Regions from separate parts of the Homo sapiens genome. Here region 1 is linked to region 2. Evidence: read pairs that join two places in POLR2A ChIA-PET (ENCODE). Cell type or tissue: A673. All regions are shown on one strand. Each heading gives the region's core, and the rest is flanking DNA. Links, peaks and the distances in the headings are about the cores only. Region 1 has its middle 5.7 kb from the start of ETV5. Region 2 overlaps DGKG (diacylglycerol kinase gamma).

Region 1 (8,924 bases), core at 656-8,655, 94 kb before region 2:
CCTGCCATTCACGCCGCGTGCCAGCGGTGGGGAGGAAAGATGCTAAGTGACAGGAGAGAGCCCCTAGCAATGGGGGTCCCACGGTGGCCAACTCTGGGGCAGTTCCTGCCCCTGCCACCCCCACACTTAAGTCAAAGGTTCTTTCCTATCTCCACTTGTGTCTCTTAAACAGAGCGGACACTTGGTCTGTCGTTTATAGCCCTTGAAATGTTGGCGTGCCCCTAAGCAACCTGCAGCACCCGTGTTGAGTCCTGGGCTCAGCACTGACCAGGCACGCTGGAGCTGTTGACTTTGGAAGACTGAAATGGGCATGAGTTGATGGATGGAAAGTACTCTGAACATGTAACAAGCAGTTCCTTGAGATCTAGTTTCCTGGTAGAACATTTTGCTTCCGACTCCAGTTTTCCCTTAGTGCCCTTTTTCTTTCTCCAGGTGGTACCGTTTCTGTTTGGTGGCTGGAGATCTTACACTAGTACAGTTGTGCTCTGAGCTTATTGCTGACATTCCTGAGAGCTCTATCTCCCTAGCTAGATGAAGGGCCCAGGTAAGCTCCCAGATCCTCCTCCTCCCCAATTTTGTCTACCCCCACTCCCGCTCCTCCCCATCCCATCCCATGACATCCTGCTCTCTAAACTCATTTTTCCAAAGGAGCTTTCTTACTCCTCTTCCCTTAAGTCTCTCAGGCCCCAGCCCTCCGGAAGGCTTACAGCCCACAGAGCCACATATCCTCACCATCTAAACCGTAACACATCAATCACACTTTATAACTTTGGCTACAGGAAAACAGTGCCGCACGCTTCACAGCAACTTCCTCACAGGGTTGGACCTGATGCCTGGAGTTTGGCTCTTGTGACCTTTGCCTCAAGCCAAGTCTCTCCATTCCACTTTGAAAAGAGAAGTAGGATAGTTCTGGGTTGAGTAGTAACAAATAGTGGCTCAGGTGGGGGCAGGGGAGGATTGGGCGATAGATTTTTTTTCAAAAATGCTTGTCTTGAACACGCGATCATGTGCAGGGGATTACACCAGAATAATTGCCAATTAATTATTGCGATTATTTAGTTATCCAGTAAACATGTATTTTGTACCAAATATTCAGCCAGACTTCGTGCTAGGCAAAAAAGTTGCAGAGATGAATAAGACCCAGTCTTTGCGTTGGAGGAGCCCACAGTCTGCTGTGTAACTTCAGTATCTGAAGTTTACTCAGCACTTTATATATGACTTGTTCATGCCATATATAATTCTTCACAGATTATCTCATTTAATCCTCATAATAATAGTACCAAAGTGGTCAGGCTATTAATGTCTCCATTCTATAATATATAGTTGAGAAACTGAGACACAGAGATTAAGTAGTTTGCCAATGGTCACAGAGCTTGAAAGTCAGTTGCTGAACTTGGATAGGAGCCAAGGTGGTCACATCCCAGAGCCCATATATGGGAGACCTAGCATCTGCCTCTCTTGTTCAGCGACTACCGGGAAACATCATTTCAACCCAGAGTGGTAAAGGACAGAGCTGGCCAAAGTCAAAGGAGGCAGATTTTAGCTCCAAATAGGGTTAGGAAGGACTCTGGGATGTTTGGAGTGGTCCAGCAAAGGAAGATTGTATCTGGCCCTGAGTCTTCCATCACAGGAGGCATTTATGCAGAAAGATTTAGGGATAGGGTAGAGGGACTAATGCATTTTCCAGGATAGAAGAACTCTGAGGATTGTTCCATCTCTCAGAGTCTCTGATTCTGGGAATTTGGAGGTTTGTGCTGGACAAGGGGTACAGCTCTTGGCACAGCCATCTTGGCTGCAGCATTAAAAGTCAGAGTACAGCCTGCGATGACCTGAGCCAGCTCCTGGGCCCAGGGTGGGCTCCTCATTTTTAAATATTTACTGATATCTTCTCTCCACTCTTCTTCCTTCTTCTCTTTATGATTTACCTCCCCGGCTCCTCTTCTTTTGTTATCTTTGCCTTTATAAGAGTTAAAGGTAGTATTTAGAAGTTCTTTGTCTATTACGTTGAGGCTTCCCTCCTAGGAACATTACTTACATGGGAGGTTTTGTCGAACAAGCATGTGTTCTAATTATCATTCCCTCTCCTCCAGGAGAGAAACAGGATTGGAAAAGAAAACAAAAAGAGAGACCAGTCCTCTGGCACATTCATCTAATGTCAATCTAGCCTTTGTCCTCTGGCAGTAGCAAAACTCAATCACAGCACGATAACTAGACCCTTGTTCTTTAAACTCAATTTGCAGTGTGTCTAGAGGGGAACAGTGTAGAAGAATAGAAAAGAAAGTACCTTGCCCCAAGCCTGAGAACTGTTACCCTTTAGAGAACTGCTTTTAGAATTTTCCCCTAAAATGCCAAAAGCAAGTTACCGTATAAGGCAGGCAACCCTGTCTTGAGCTGATCACCAAAATGATCGTGGGAAATATGGAAGCATCATGATCCTGGTTTCTCATACTGGGAAAATCCCTCCTCTTTCTCTGTTAGAAATGCCGGGGTGAGTGTAGACCTGCCTAGGGTTTGGGATGTGGGCTACAGTGCTCCTGGAGTCCTTTCCTATTCTTGTATGGGGGGAAGGAAGGGATTTGAGGAAAGGGTAAAAAAGGTACTGAAATGTTGGCCACGCGTGGTGACTCACACCTGTAATCCCAGCACTTTGGGAGGCCCAAGTAGGTGGATCACCTGAGGTCAGGATTTCAAGACCAGCCTGGCCAACATGGTGAAACCCCCGTCTCTACTAAAAATACAAAAATTGGCTGGGCGTGGTGGTGCATATCTGTAATCCCAGCTACTTGGAAGACTGAGGCAGAAGAATCGCTTGAACTTGGGAGATGGAGGTCGCAGTGAGCTGAGGTCATGCCACTGCACTCCAGCCTGGGAGACAGAGTGAGATTTCGTTTCAAAAAAAAAAAAAAAAGGTACTGAAATGTGTTTTTATTTAAGGGAGAGATAAAGAATCCTATCTTCCTTTCTAAAATTCAGAAATAAAGGCCCTAAAAACTTAAGGGAGAAAAGAACATCTGTTAGCTTCAATGTCTCTTTAAAAAATAGGGGGCATATTGTTTTTAGGGTTCCTTCCAGCCGGGGAATAGTAAAAGCTGACATTTACTGAGTACTTAATATGAGCCAGACACTTTGCTAAACACTCCACATGACTTGGCACAGTTAGTCCCAACAACAGCCCTCTGAGGGAGGTACTATTATCATTATCTCCACTTTTCATAGATGAGAAAGCTTAGGTACAGAAAGGTTCAATCTATTGCTCCAGGCCACATAGCTAGCACATAGTAAAAAAGGGAGTGTGCCCAAGCAACAGAGCCTGCTCCCCTAGGATCTGCCCAGGAGCCACTCTGCTGCCCTGTGGAAGCTGTGTGTGCTTAATGACAGCGGCCAGCACTGCAAGAACACTTCCCTGTGCTAGACTCTGTTTAGGGGCTTTGCTTATATTAACCCACTTGATCATCCTAATAACCCTGTGATACAGATATCATTATTCTCCCCGTTTTATAGATGAGGAAAGTGAGACAGAGAGGTTAGGTAACTTGCCCAAGGTCACACAGCTAGTAAGAGTTGGAGTCAGGCACCTAATGTAGATCTTGAACAGAGTCCTTGCTCTTATTCACTCTGCTCTGTCGTCTTAGTTCCTGCAGTCTCTCACTTTGTCATCTTGCCCCTCACCTTGTTCTCAGGGCTTTGGCTGCTTGCTTGCCATGCCAGTGAGAGCTGCTGTGCTTCCTTAGGAACCTGCTTCAGCAACTCCAGCCAGACTTCTGAATTATTGTCCTGGGCTGGCAAGGATTTGTCTTCATGAAAGCCACTTTAGAAAAAGAAGGGAAATGATGTTTACTGAGCATCTCCAATATGCCAGGCTCTGTGCTAGACACTTTACATACTACAGTGTTTCATTTAATACGCCCAATCTCTCTTTAGAAGTGGTAATAATACCCAATTTGCTGATATGAAAACTGAGTTTCAAAGTGAGAGGTTTAAAACCATGTCTGAGTTTCCTCAGTTAGAAAGGAGCAAGTCAGATCTCTGACAGAACACAGAATGCATGTTCTTGAGCCTCTGATCCAGCCAGTCTGGGGGACCTTATTCCTCTCCTGGTTCTTGACTGAGCTCGAAGACATCCTTTCTCCTGTCTCCTGCTGACTTTCAATTCTTATGAAACAGCCACTATCAAGAAAACCTGGAAGAGCATGTCCTATTTAGATTTCTGATGGCTGACAGGTTTATTTCTTAAGCCCACAACTTTAAAAAGAAACAACTAGCCCGGCGTGTTGGCTCACGCCTGTAATCCCAGCACTTTGGAAGGCTGAGGCAGGCCGATCACTTGAGGTCAGGAGTTTGAGACCAGCCTGGCCAACATGGTGAAACCCCATCTCTACTAAAAATACAAAAATTGGCCAGACATGATGGCGTGTGCCTGTAATCCCAGCTACTCAGGAGGCTGAGGCAGGAGAATCACTTGAACCTGGGAGGCGGAGGTTGCAGTGAGCCGAGATCACACCACTGCACTCCAGCCTGGGAGACAGATCGAGACTCCATCTCAAAAAAAAAAAAAAAAAAGAAAGAAGATGGAAATCTTAGGAAACTTCCCATGGCTTCTCCTTGACTTCAAAACTGAGTCCAGCTCTGCAGCAGAATCTGCACAGCAGCCATGCGACCCTGCAATCTCTCCCAAGCCTCCTGAGTCCTTTCATCTCACCATGCAGGGAAGAGCTCCTAGAGCCAGACACACGCCTGCATCCTTCCCTACCCCTGAGAAATCTGGGGGACTGCCTGTCTCCCATGAAAGAGCCTCGGGCTACTGGACTTTTGGTGGATCCTGTGTTGGATCTTCCGAGTTTTCCTGCCCCCTTTTCAATGTCAGGTTGTTAATCAGAACATCACGATGCATTCAGCACATGCTTCTCTAGCCCCTCACATCTGTTGTAATTTTCTGACTCTGATCTGCCATAGGCGTGGAAACCAGCAAACCAAGTGTGTTTGCAATGGGCATAGAGAAAGAGCCCAGAGGTTCTGAGTAGCAGCAAAAGCATCCCCTCCAATGAGGAAGTGGACAAACTTGGATGTGTAGACTTGGCAAAATCTATTTTGACCGCTCAGAGTCCTCTTTTTGCTTCCTTTTATGCCCATGGTGGTGAGTTTTATGTGACCAGGGGTTAACCCCTTCTGTGCCCTCCTTGGACTTCAGCTCCTACAGCAGGAGCAGGCTGACTCAGAACTTGCCCGTCTCGAGCTACGAAAGGCCTTGCTTCAGCCTCTCCCGCAGCTCCACTGGAAGAGACTAAGGGGCTGGCAGGGCTGGAGCGGGGCTTCTTCATAGGCCTGCTTCAATGTGGCAGCTGGAGAGCGGGTGGTAAGGCGGGCGGTTCTTTCAGCTCTTGGCTTGGTCTGTAGACGCCCACCTCCGCTGAGGCTCTGCTGGGCCTGTGGAGTGGGCTGTATTTATTTTGAGTTGGACAAAGGGAAGATCAACCATGGCCAACTGACAATTGAGCCCCCAGAACAAATGTCCTGTCAGTGGATTTGATCGCTTGGCTTCAAATGCGGGGTCCAGTCTGCCCTTTTAGCCTGAGGCATCTTCCCACTCATGGCCATGTCAAACCAAATAACCACAGTGAGTGTTTAAAAAGAAGTACACATCCTCTTCCCTCCTCTCCCCATCATGTTTCTTGCTAATAGTCTATCTTGCCTGCCTGTTGGCTCTGGGGCAGGAGGCAGCCTCAATTTAAACCAGACCCATCTGAAAACCTCTTCTCATCCCCGCTCCTCTCCCTTCTCTGCCTTCTCTCCTATCAAGAGGCCAAGCTATATGCCTAAAGATTTAAAATATGAGAACAGCATCCCATCCCAGGAGAGCCCTGAAGGCATCCAGGTTCTCTGTCTGTTCCTTCCTGCCCTAAGGCTCTACTTGGGTACAAGACACTAGCGCTCATGAAATGATCAGGGGGCACAGTTTCACTCCCATCTCCACGTTGACCTGTATTTATTTCTAGGAGGCTGGAAGTTCGGCATCCAACTCTCAAGAGGGATTATCAGCTTGATGTAAGGGAATGTTCAGGCGCCTCAATTTGGGCCTGTTTTGCATGTTTGTTTACTTTTTAATTGAAGTATAACATACATACAAGAAAATACACAAATCATAAATATATAACTCTATGAGTTTTCACAAAGTAAGCACCTCTGTGCATTCAATACCAATATTAAGAAACAGAACACTCCCGGCTCCCTTCCTCATCCCACCAAAAGCCGCCTTCATAGCCCTTACCAGTTGTTAAATCCCCTTCCCCACGAGGGTAGCCACCATCTTGGCTTCTGACATCACTGTTCAGTTTTGCCTGTTTTTGTACTTAATATACATGGAATCATACCATGTATAATGTGGTATCTGGCTTCTTTTCTTCAACATTTGTTTGGGATATTCATTCATTTGTAGTATGTAGTTATATTTCATTCATTCTCATTGCTGTATAGTATTCCACTGTATGAGTATATTACAACTCATTTACCCATGTTACTGTTAGTGAACATTTGGGCAGTTTCCAGTTTTAGCTATTTTTAATGATGCTGCTATGAACATTGTAGTGAGACTCTAGCACATCTTTTGGTAAACATCAACCTAATTTTAGTTGGTTCACTTAAGATGCAGTCATAGGAATTGTTTTAATCTCTTATTTCTTCGAAAAGTGACAGAGATCTATGACAAAAATTTCAACAGCACAGAAAGGTGTAGAATGAAAAATCAAAGCCTGTATATAACCTCCTAGCCTGTATCCATTTTCATGCATGATTAACAGTTTCTTGCGTATCATTCTGTTTTCTATTGCCCAAACAACTATATCTATGTGTTACAGCCTTTTAAAAATATAAATTTTATTATACTGTATTTCTAACCTTAGGTCCCCTCCACCCCAGCCCGTAACACTATAGAGTCCCAGCAATAAGTGGGTGAGCGTATCTGACCATGGAAAGTGACTGGTCCTTCCTTCTATCAGATAAGGCTGGGCAATCACTTTTTTTTTTTTTTGAGATGGAGTCTCACATTGTCATCTGGGCTGGGGTGCAATGGTGCGATCATGGCTCACTGCAACCTCTGTCTCCGGGATTCAAGCAATTCTCCTGCCTCAGCCTCCCGAGTAGCTGGGATTACAGGTGCCCGCCACCACACCGTGCTCGTTTTTGTATCTTTAGTGGAGACAGGGTTTCACAATGTTGGCCAGGCTGGTCTTGAACTCCTGACCTAAGGTGATCCACCTGCCTTGGCCTCCCAAAGTGCTAGGATTACAGGCATGAGCCACCGTGCCTGGCCTGGGCAATCACCTTTAATGGGTTCTTAAGGTAAGACACATAGGAGTTTGCACAGCAGTAAATTTCATTTTCACTTCTAGAAGCATTTGTTGAGTTGCTGGTGTCCTCAGCTTAGGACTTGTCTGAGAAAAGGTCACAGTCTAGTGGGAGGTGGAAGAAGGGCACAGGAACAAATAGCTATTGTACAATATTTACAGGTGTCTTAATAGAGCCCTGTAAATGGGTTCTGAGAGTACAAATGAAGGAGCAGTGAGTACTTCCTGTGAGGGTCAAGGAAGGCTTTAGAGAGGGTTGACATTTGGGACAGCCCTTGAATGATTAATTACTCAACTTTGCTTTGCAGAGCAAGTAGCTTTCCAGGCAGAGGGAACAGCACACACAAACATATGGGGGCTTGGCAATAGCTGGCACATCTAGGGACTGTTGATTCCTCATGTGTGTCTAAACTGTAGAATGTTAGGTCTGGGGGAGATATGACTGGGAAAGGGCTAGAATGGGTATTTTAGGGACAGGACATCAAGGGTCTTAGAAAATCATTAGAGGGGTGACACTTCACATTTTGGAATCATTGAATACATCTCTTAGGTACTTAAAAACAATCAACCAGGCTGAGCGTGGTGGCTCACACCTGTAATCCCAGCACTCTGGAAGACCTTGAGCCCAGGAGTTCAAGACCAGCCTGAGCAACATGGCGACACCTCATCTCTACAAAAAAAGAATGCAAAAATTAGCTAGGTATGGTGGTGCGTGCCTGTAGTCCCAGCTACTTAGCGGGGCTGAGGTGGGAGGATCACTTGATCTAAGGAAGTGGTGGCTGCAGTGAGCTGAGATTGTGCACCACTGCACTCCACCCTGGACGACAGAGCAAGACCCTGACTCAAAAAACAAACAAACAAATACCCAACCAACCAAACAAACAAAAACTCAATCAACCAAAAGATAAAAACCTCTTCAAACGTCACAGCGTTTGTGATGTCTTCAATTAAAGCACAGATCACATTATTTATGCATCTGTATTTCCTGTGACACAAATTCCTCTTACAGGGAACCTCTCAGACTCTTGTCTGAATCCTTCAGCCCCAACCACAGCACCTGGCACTTAGGAGGTGGTCACTAAAGGATGACTGAAAATGTGAATGAACATGTGATTTCTACCGCACAGCAAAACACTGTGCCTGAGAAAGGGGCGGCTGGGTTACCTTCTCTTTGTGGACTTAAGTTTTACAGGTGCGCAGCTTCTGCCTTGCTCACATGGTGGGAGAAGAATGAGGAACTGGTAACCTGGCCTCTGCAATAGCTCAGTGTGTGTGGAGGGAAGCACCGCATTTCCTTAGCAGCAGTACCTGGACCCTGGGACACCGAATTTCATTTTGGTCAGATTAGGAATGGCATGAAGCTCAGTGGGACCCTAGGGCCTCATCTTAGCATTTAGCAACCCAGAAGGAGTTCATATTGCACCCAAATTCCCAAGTCTCCCATTTGCATGTCCTTATTTAAGTCTTGTTCAGAAGGAGGACTTCTACCTCCTCATTGACTCATTCCACCTAGGTCCCTTTCCCTTCCCGACAGGTGTCCCTGGGGCTGGGCAATAGTGATCAGGTTGGAAGAACCACTTTCCA
Region 2 (8,924 bases), core at 592-8,591:
ATATCACCAGCATAGTACCCAGCACGTCCTTTTTTTTAAATTAAATTTTTTAAAATTTAACCATTTTAAAGTGTCAGTGGCATTTAGTCACACTGTCTTTTTAAAGTGTTAGAATAACATAGTCATTTGGGTTGGTTCCATTTTGTTGCAATAAAAAAATGTTGCATTGCACCTCTATGCTCATGTGCGAGAAACTCTCTAGATCGATGTTGAGAAGAACTTGCTGGGTCATATAGGCTATAAATGCATTTTCGGATTGGCGTGTATTGCTGAACCGCTCTCCAAAGTGGCTTACCACTGATGTTCCCACCAGCAGTGTCTGAGAGTTCCCATTTCTGCTCCTCGTCACGGATAGTGGCTGGGTTTTCATGGAACTCCATAGGGCAGTTAAAAGTGACGAACCAGGCCAGGTGCAGTGGCTCATGCATGTAATCCCAGCACTTTGGGAGGCCAAAGTGGGCTGATCACTTGAGGTCAGGAGTTCAAGACCAGCCTGGCCAACATGGCGAAACCCCGTCTCTACTAAAAATATAAAAATTAACTGGACATGGTGGTGGGTGCCTGTAATCGCAGCTACTTGGGAGACTGAGGCGGGAGAATCACTTGAACCTGGAAGGCAGAGGTTGCAGTGAGCCGAGATTGTGCCATTGCACTCCAGCCTGGGCGACAAGAGCAAAACTCCTTCTCAAAAAAAAAAAAAAAAAAAAAAAAGTGACCAACCTGCTCTATCAGCACTAACATGGAGTGATCTCAAGAACATAAAGGTGAGTGAAAAGGTAAGTTTGGAGCATAAAGAGGCTGGGGCCTTCAGCTTTATCTGTAATATTTTATTTCTTCTGTTGAAAAATAGTTGAAGGCGCCAGGCGCGGTGGCTCACGCCTGTAATCTCAGCACTTTGGGAGGCCAAGGTGGGTGGGTCACCTGAGGTTAGGAGTTCAATACCAGCCTGGCAAACATGGCAAAGCCCTGTGTCTACTAAAAATACAAAAATTAACTAGGTGTGGTGGCGGGCACCTATAATCCCAGCTACTCAGGAGGCTGAGGCAGGAGGATCACTTGAACCCAGGAGGAAGGGGTTTCAGTGGGCTGAGATTGCACCACCGCACTCCAGCCTGGGTGACAGCAAGAGCTCCATCTCAAAAAAAAACCAAAACAACAACCACAACAACAAAAAATGGAAAAATAGTTGAAGTAAATAAGACAAAATAATGACAATATCAATTCTGAGTGAGGGGGAGTTGGGAGTATTTGATATACTATTCTCAAGACTTTTCTGTATTAAAAAAATCCTCAAACACTCAAGAATGATCAATAAATACTAAAAAAAAAATTAAAAAAATCCTCAATTAAAAGGAGTAATTGATGTGCAGAGATTCCCAAAATATACTGGATAACCAGATATTTTTTTTGAGCAGCTTCCAGATTTGGACTTACTTCCCCTCCATCAAAGTTTATATTAGTTCATATTAGTGGAGCTGGCTGACCTTCCCTTGTGAATATGTTTTAAAGATTGGATTAAATATCAAGGAATTGGGCCAGGCACAGTGGCTTATGCCTGTAATCCCAGCACTTTGGGACGCCGAGGCAGGTGGATCATGAGGTCAGGAGTTCGAGACCATCCTGCCCTACGTGGTGAAATCCCGTCTCTACTAAAAATGCAAAAATTAGCTGGGCGTGGTGGTGCACGCCTGTAGTCTCAGGTACTTGGGAGGCTGAGGGAGGAGAATCACTTGAACCTGGGAGGCGGAGGTTGCAGTAAGCCAAGATCACACTACTGCACTCCAGCCTGGCAACAGAGCAAGACTCTGTCAAAAAAACAAAACAAAACAAAACAAAAAAACAAGGAATTTTGTAAGTTCTTATTTTTAGCCAGTGAAATGAAACATCTCTACAAAATGTAAAATAAGTGCTTGAGTTGAAGCCTGTCTGGTTTGCTCTACCTATGATCCCATCCAGAAACCTCTACAAGGTTATTCTGGGCCTGGGGTGGGGGAGGTGACTCACTGTGTGCCTCCCTCGCCCCACCCCCCACCTGCTTAATCAGGTGAAATCAGGTTAGAATGAATATTAAGAGCCTCTGGAAGGGAAGAGATGTCAGAGAGGAGTACCCTGAGAGACTGCCTTAGACCAGGGATGGTGAGGGTGAGGGTGGGGGTGTGGGGACATGCTGGCTTCTTTTTTGTTTTTTTGTTTTTTTTGAGAGAGTTTTGCTTTTGTCACCCAGGCTGTAATGCAATGGCCTGGTCTCCACTCACTGCAACCTCTGCCTCATGAGTTCAAGAGATTCTCCTGCCTCAGCCCCCCGAGTAGCTGGGATTGTAGGCATGTGCCACCACACCCAGCTAATTTTGTGTTTTTAGTAGAGATGAGGTTTTACCATGTTGGCCAGGCTGGTCTCGAACTCCTGACCTCAGGTGATCTGCTCACCTCAGCCTCCCAGAGTGCTGGGATTGTAGGCATGAGCCACCGCACCCAGCTGACATGCTGGCTTCTTAATTAGGGCCCACAATGATTTATGGAGCACCCAGTTTCCAGGTACAGCACTCACGTTCACAGGCCTTCCTTTGTGGTCTCATAGAAGAAGCATCTAGGGTGAACGTTTGCAATATTTTTTTATGCTCCCATTTTGACAAATGGAAAAAATTATTTCCTGCTTTTGACGTTATCTGAAATGTCAAAATAAAGACTGGGAATAAGGACATTGGATATGCCCAAACCTGGTTGAGAGTCTCTGCTCTAGACTGAGCTTCTCAAGTGCCAGTACTGCCCCGAAACTCTCGGGTGTCTGGCAAATCTGGATTTGAAGGCTGATCTGATCACTTGTAGGTTATGGACCTCAGGTGAGCTTCTTACCTTCTCTCAGCCTGTGTCCCCCTTCTCTGGAAAGGTGATTATGACACCTGCCACTTAGGGCTGCTTTGCAGATTCCATGAGGCACTTAGCACCACTGCCAGTTACATAAAAAAACAAAAACAAAAAGCCCTGAAAACTTCAATCCTAATAATGGCCTTGGGAGGTAGACTAACCCCTATGCCCCCCATTTTATAGATGAGAATACTGAGGCTCAGATATACAGTTCAATAAGTGGCTTAACCTAAGCACAGACCAGGGCTCACTGCCAGGCCTTGTGACTCCAAGTCAGGGCCCTGGCCATGTGTCTACAGGTGAGCAGGAGATTTAGAGTCACCTTCTCCCCTGCCTGAGTCACAGGCAGGGCCAGGAGTGATTTGACTCACGTGGCTCTGCAGGACTCCTTGCATCTAGTTTCCTTAGCGCTAGGTAAGCAAGCGCCATATTGAACAGCTTTTGTGTGTTCTGTGGACTCCCTTCAGTTTCTCTTTTGTCCAGTTGGCCCAGTTGGCCACAAGCTTCGTTTCAGAGATGAGACCAAGTCTCCTATTCCTTCTCAAACAGCCACTAGCCTCAGAGAAATCGCCTGTATATCGCCTGAATGGCTTTTTTTCTTTCTTTCTTTTTTTTCTTTTTTTTGAGACAGAGTCTTGCTCTGTTCCCCAGGCTGGAGTGCAGTGGTGCAATCTTGGCCCACTGCAACCTCTGCCTCCCAGGCTGAAGCCATCCTCCTGCCTCAGCCTCCCAAGTAGCTGGTATGACAGGCCTGCACCACCACACCCGGCTAATTTTTGTATTTTTAGTAGAGACGGGGTTCCACCATGTTGGCCAGGCTGGTCTCAAACTCCTGACCTCAGGTGATCCACCCACCTTGGCTTCTCAATGTGCTGGGATTACAAGCGTGAGCCACCGCGCCTCGCCACGCGAATGGCTTTTAATGGAAACCTTCCCTGCAGTCTCTCATTTGAGCTTTAAGTTTCACCATCCAACTTTTTACCAGATTGGCAAAAAAAAAAAAGAAGAAAAAAAAAAGGAAGAACCTAAATAGACTTCACTGTTTCCCTAAGTTCCTTACAGCTGTGCCCTTCCTCTGGTCACTGAACCTGTCAACCTAAGTTCCCTCAACCGTAAAGTGAGGACATTAATATTGGCCCTGCCTGTTCTGTGCATCAAAATAAATGAGATGCTGTGTGGGAAGACCTTTTGCAAACTTTAACGCAGTTTTCCTCCTCTCTGACTCTCTCTCCTATGATCCAGCCTGAATCTATTCCTTCCTCAAATGAGAAGTAGGACTGAGTCTTCTGTTCTTTGCAAAGCATTTCTCAGCACACCTGCCCAGCTGCATGAGCTGAGAGGAAATCAGCATATTAAGGAAGAAGAAACAGTGCCTCCTGCTGAAGACTTTACTGCTTCTAGCACCTGTTAGGTAAATCTCTGTTTATTGGGTTCCAAGCTAAATTCACTCTAAAAGACCTGGAATCTTCTCTCTTATCAGTTTTCAGCAATGAAGTTTTGGTTGAGACACTGAATGTACCTAAGCCTCATTTTTAAAATGTGATAATAGTTGCCTTGCTGCGTTGTCATAGCATATTAGGACATGTTATGGTCGGCAGTCAAAGCACGTGACTTTTTCCTGTCCCACTGGACTTTTCTCTCCCTTCAGTTTACTCTTCTTTTTTTTTTTTTTTTTTTTTTTAAGACGGCGTCTTTCTCTGTCTTGCGCAGGCTGGAGTGCAGTGGCACCATCTCAGCTCACTGCAGCCTCTGCCTCCTGGGTTCAAGCGATTCTCCTGTCTCAGCCTCCGGAGTAGCTGGGACTACAGGCGCCCACCACCCACACCTGGCTAATTTTTGTACTTTTAGTAGAAACAGTGTTTCACCATGTTGGCCAAGCTGGTCTCGAACTCCTGACCGCTGGTGATCCACCCGCCTCGGCTTCCCAAAGTGCTGGGATTACAAGTGTGAGCCACTGCACCTGGCCTAGTTTACCCTTCTAAATCTCTGTGCCTCAGCTTGCTTCCCCATAAAATGGGGATAATAATCTCTGGACTACTTAGCTCACAGGGTTGGTTGTGTGACTTTGAAATAAAGGCTATGGTGGGGAACTGAAGATGGCGAAATGTAGTAGCAATGCCTCAGTGGGGTTATTTGCTGGCCTGGGGCTGGTGGGTCGTGTGCTGGTTCTCAAAGGCCTGGCCTGTTGTCTGCAGCAACCACGTTTAGAAGGTCCCTTAGCATAGCTGCTCTTACCAGCTCTTCCTGAGGCCCCTGACACTCTCCCATCTCCCTGCAAGGCTCTGCGGTCTCCTTACACCTGTTACCCCCATGCCTCGCCCTGTCCGTCTCTCTTAGTCCCCCTCTAGATCACAAGGCACAGGACCATTCACCGCTATTCTCTGGATACAGAAATGGTGCCTGCCCCAATCCTGAGGGCTGTCAGAAGCTGCCCATCACATGACACGCTCAGCCCCACTCCCCCAGCTAATCCTCATGAATAAATACTAAAAAGACTCATTATGGAGAGATAAGGAAAACAGGAAGTGCTTCTGAAAGCTCCCAACAACACCCTCCCTCCAGACCAGTGAACAACCCCACCCCCTCCAGAGGCCACCAGTGTCTTTAGCAACGAGGCCCCCTCTGCGGTTGAGGAAGAGCCTCTGTCTCTCAAACCCAGAGGGGACTGTGGGGCCTGGAGCCGGGAGGGCAGGCCAGAGGCAGGGGAGCTGAGTTGCTGTATTCTGGGCACAATTTCAAGGCCAGCTGCAGGGAGAACAAGCAGTCGCTGTGCGCCTGCAGCTGGCTGTGGTTAGGCCAGGGCTGTCCCTCACTTGTGGTATATTTAAAGAGACCTCACCAGACGGCTGTGCCAAGGGGAAAAAATGCACACATATCCCTGTTAGCCACACTCGGTTCCCCTGCCAAGGCCTCTCCTCCTTCCTCAGCTCCCAGCACTGCGTTCACACGTCAAGAGAGGAGGACCGGCTTCTCAGACTCCCTGTGTGCCACCTGGGGACACACAACCTGGCGCCTGGCCTCTCTGCCCTCTTACCAAGCTGGCCAAAAGTTCAGGGGATTAGCCAGATCGGCGCCTCCCACCCTGGCGTTGGTAACCCAGCAACCGAAGAGGAGAGGCAGGCAGATGAGTCAAATGCAGCCGCACAGAACCTCTGGCTTCGTGTTTTGTTTGTGAAAACTCCCTGTGAGTGAGGAGCACAGGGGCCCTTCCGGCAGGGAGGGGCAGGGCTTTCCTACACCACTCCAGGCCACAGGTGCCTCCTCCAGGGAGGCCCAGGCCCCACTGGACTGCAGTGCGGGCTTAGAGGCCAAGCTGGTGGGCCAAGAGGAGCCCACCCTGGCTGAACTCTCTGGCTGCCTCTTCCACTTATTTTCCTCAAGTGAAAAGAAGACTACGGGCCTAAATCCCACGGGAAGGTAGGCCTGGTAGCAAGAACTCTGGGCAAGAGAACCAATGGGCGTAAAGTCCCACGGAGCAGGTGTGCATAGAAGTTTGGGCTTTCAGGTGGCCAGACACCAAGGAGCTGTCCTCATGGCAATCAATGAGAGGGCTTCCGGAGCGAAGCCCAGCCAACGTGGGGTGAGAGGGTGGGAAGTGGGCAGCTTATCAACCAGGGGAGGGGAGCCAGCAGGCAGACTGTCTGAGGCAGGCCCCTACAAGTGCCGGAAGAGTTAGTGAAACACAAGTGCACCAACAGGATTGGCTACATAATTTGCGGGGCCTAGTTCAAAATGAAAATGCCAGCTTCTTTGTTAGAAAATTATCAAGGATTTCAAGACAGTGACAGCATAGGATGAAATCAAGGGCCCTTCTAAGCACAAGGACATTTTGTGACCACACAGGTTGCACACCCACAAAACTGACCCTGGGTACCTGTGAGTCAGCTCGCTGAAGCAGATGTGAAAATCAAGGCAGGTCAGCTGGGGGATGTCTGGCTGCAGCCCCTATACTCCCCACCCCTGCTGCCCTGTAACACCAGTTCCCAGACTTTTACCAGGCTTGGGACATTGTCTCTCCAACAGCAGCCCCTCTCCCTGTGCTGACGGCAATGGAGACTTTATCTCTCAGAAAAGAGGGAATCGCAAGGCCACGGTGGAAGGAGGGCTGAGGGCTGGAATGAAGTGTGGCTCTGGGCTCTCGGGGCCTCTGAGTCCCAAAGCCCCCCAGGGATTCTCTAGACAGGCCACTGGAGCCTTCTGAGTGAGCGTATGGAGGTGTTTTGGAACAGGATGGAGAAACAACAGAGACTACGCTCTGGGTCACCTCTTAAGGTCCCAAGAGGATACATCCTGTGCATGTGTGACAGTCCAGGAGCAGAACCAAGATCCAGGAAGCCTTCTCCCCACTTGGGAACTTACCTCCAACTCAATGTGGTCGTGGAGTTTCTTGCAGGTCGCTGCAAAAGTCTCCGAGGTGCCAAATTCAAAGTACCACAGCTTGTTCTTCATCCTGGACCACAAAGCAGAGAGATGTCTCAATATTCCATACTTGAAATGCTCATGTAAAATAGCTATGTTCTTTGGATTGGGAGGCCCAAGCCTTCAGCAATTTCCCCAATCTTACATTTTCAGCACTTGTTAATCAGATGATCAAGGAATAGAAATTTTTTACCAACTGTTCTTGCTCGGAACTTAGAGAAAATCCACTTATTTCTTAGACATCACGGCAACCCTGGGTGAACTACCAACTGCTCCCCGAGTTTCCTGGTCAGAACAGGAAGAAGGTCTCTGTAGCTGCATTAAGGAAAGAGCTCTACGAGAAGTCAAGCCAGAGGTGGCAAATATCAATACAGTGCTCTGGCCACTGTCCTTTCCATTACTCAGGCAGAACTCTCTTTTGGGTATGTTTGGGGTGTAAAGGGAAGATCCTTCTAAGACTTGAGGGATGTGCAGTCTTAGGACAGAGGAGGGATAGCCCCACACTAACCCAGCTAAAATGTGTGCTGCATTGCCCAGGCTCTGACTGGGGGAAGCAGAGTGGCAAGAATTAGATACAGACTTGCAGGCAAGTTGGAAAAAAAGAAGAGTTGATTGGTAGCAATAATCACCTCCCCTCTTCCTCAAATGTATTTGCTTAGGCCATGGCAATCCTTCAGTTAAGGGCAAGACTTGTCATATTTGCTTCAAAGTAAGAGTTCACTACTTTGAGCTTTAAAAATTTTCAGCATTTTCCTTGAGAGAAAAAAAAAATCAATCAATGGGGTTCCCGTGTAGCTGGGGGCTTTGCAAAGTCAGATGGTGTGTCCTGACACTTGGTGCTTTTGATCAGATGGTCTCACTGGGAAGTGTTTCTGAAGGTATTCCATTCCTTCCACCCCAACTGTCACCCCATTATCAGGGGTTGGCTAAGAGAAGGGACACCTGTCCAGTTTACGAGCTGACAGATTTTGCTAAGGAAGGATTAAACAAAATCACATTCTTCTTGGCACTCAGAAGAGAGGATGCCACCTTGCATGGCGCTAATCCTCTCTCCTCAGGTTTGCAGATGAAGGGGAAAGGAGCAGTCTTCAGAGGGAAGAGGGCTCTTATTTTTTCCTCATGTTCCTTAGGTTGTAGCAGATGACTCTCCAGAATAATAGACACAACTCTTTTCTGCAGATTTCCCCAAGAGTCTACCTAGAACTTGAAGATGAAACTGTGTTCTTCCATTGTATGAAGACTTCTGAGATCTAGTTGGTTGGGAAATAGCTTCTCTGACTCTTAGTATGCATGAAAAGAACTAATAAATGATGAAGAAAGTAAGAGTAAGCAAGCTCTGGGAATTATGCCTCATGAACAAAATTAGAAGAGCTGGGTGTACTGTAAGCAGACCGGTGCTTCTCAACCCATGTGCTGTGGCACAGGCGTACCTGGGATGTCAGTCTCCTCAGCCTGCAGAGCAGCCAGGTGGGATCTGGGACAGGCTGAGCCCCAATGCCATGGCAAACATTCTCATTTGTATTCCCAGTGTGCCACACATAGATTTTCATTTTCTATGCATGCCATGATGATGTAAAATAATTGGGGGAAACATTGTTCTAGATGACTGGTTCTCTGCATGCACAGTCATGTGCATATCT

Evidence for each region. ChIA-PET counts read pairs that join two places held together with the same protein. Peaks named below come from ENCODE experiments on the same cell type or tissue, not always from the same donor. Only the 100,000 strongest peaks of a DNase experiment are listed, where the experiment ranks them.
Region 1: POLR2A ChIA-PET joins it to region 2 with 7 read pairs; 8 of 35 experiments call an interaction of 5 or more read pairs at or near these places.

What each region holds. Positions count from the first base shown.
Region 1 is chr3:186,110,361-186,119,284 of GRCh38, forward strand. No RefSeq gene overlaps it. Among named protein-coding and RNA genes, the nearest start is that of ETV5, 5.7 kb to the left of the region's middle. In A673, for the core only: no CTCF peak of the experiment used is centred there; no DNase peak of the experiment used is centred there.
Region 2 is chr3:186,204,571-186,213,494 of GRCh38, forward strand. DGKG (diacylglycerol kinase gamma) reads right to left here. Exons shown (of 25, transcript NM_001346.3): 21 at 7,225-7,315. Among named protein-coding and RNA genes, the nearest start is that of ETV5, 100 kb to the left of the region's middle. RefSeq lists an enhancer at 5,358-5,985. In A673, for the core only: no CTCF peak of the experiment used is centred there; DNase peaks (open chromatin) are centred at 5,461 and 5,961; H3K27ac peaks cover 3,172 bases.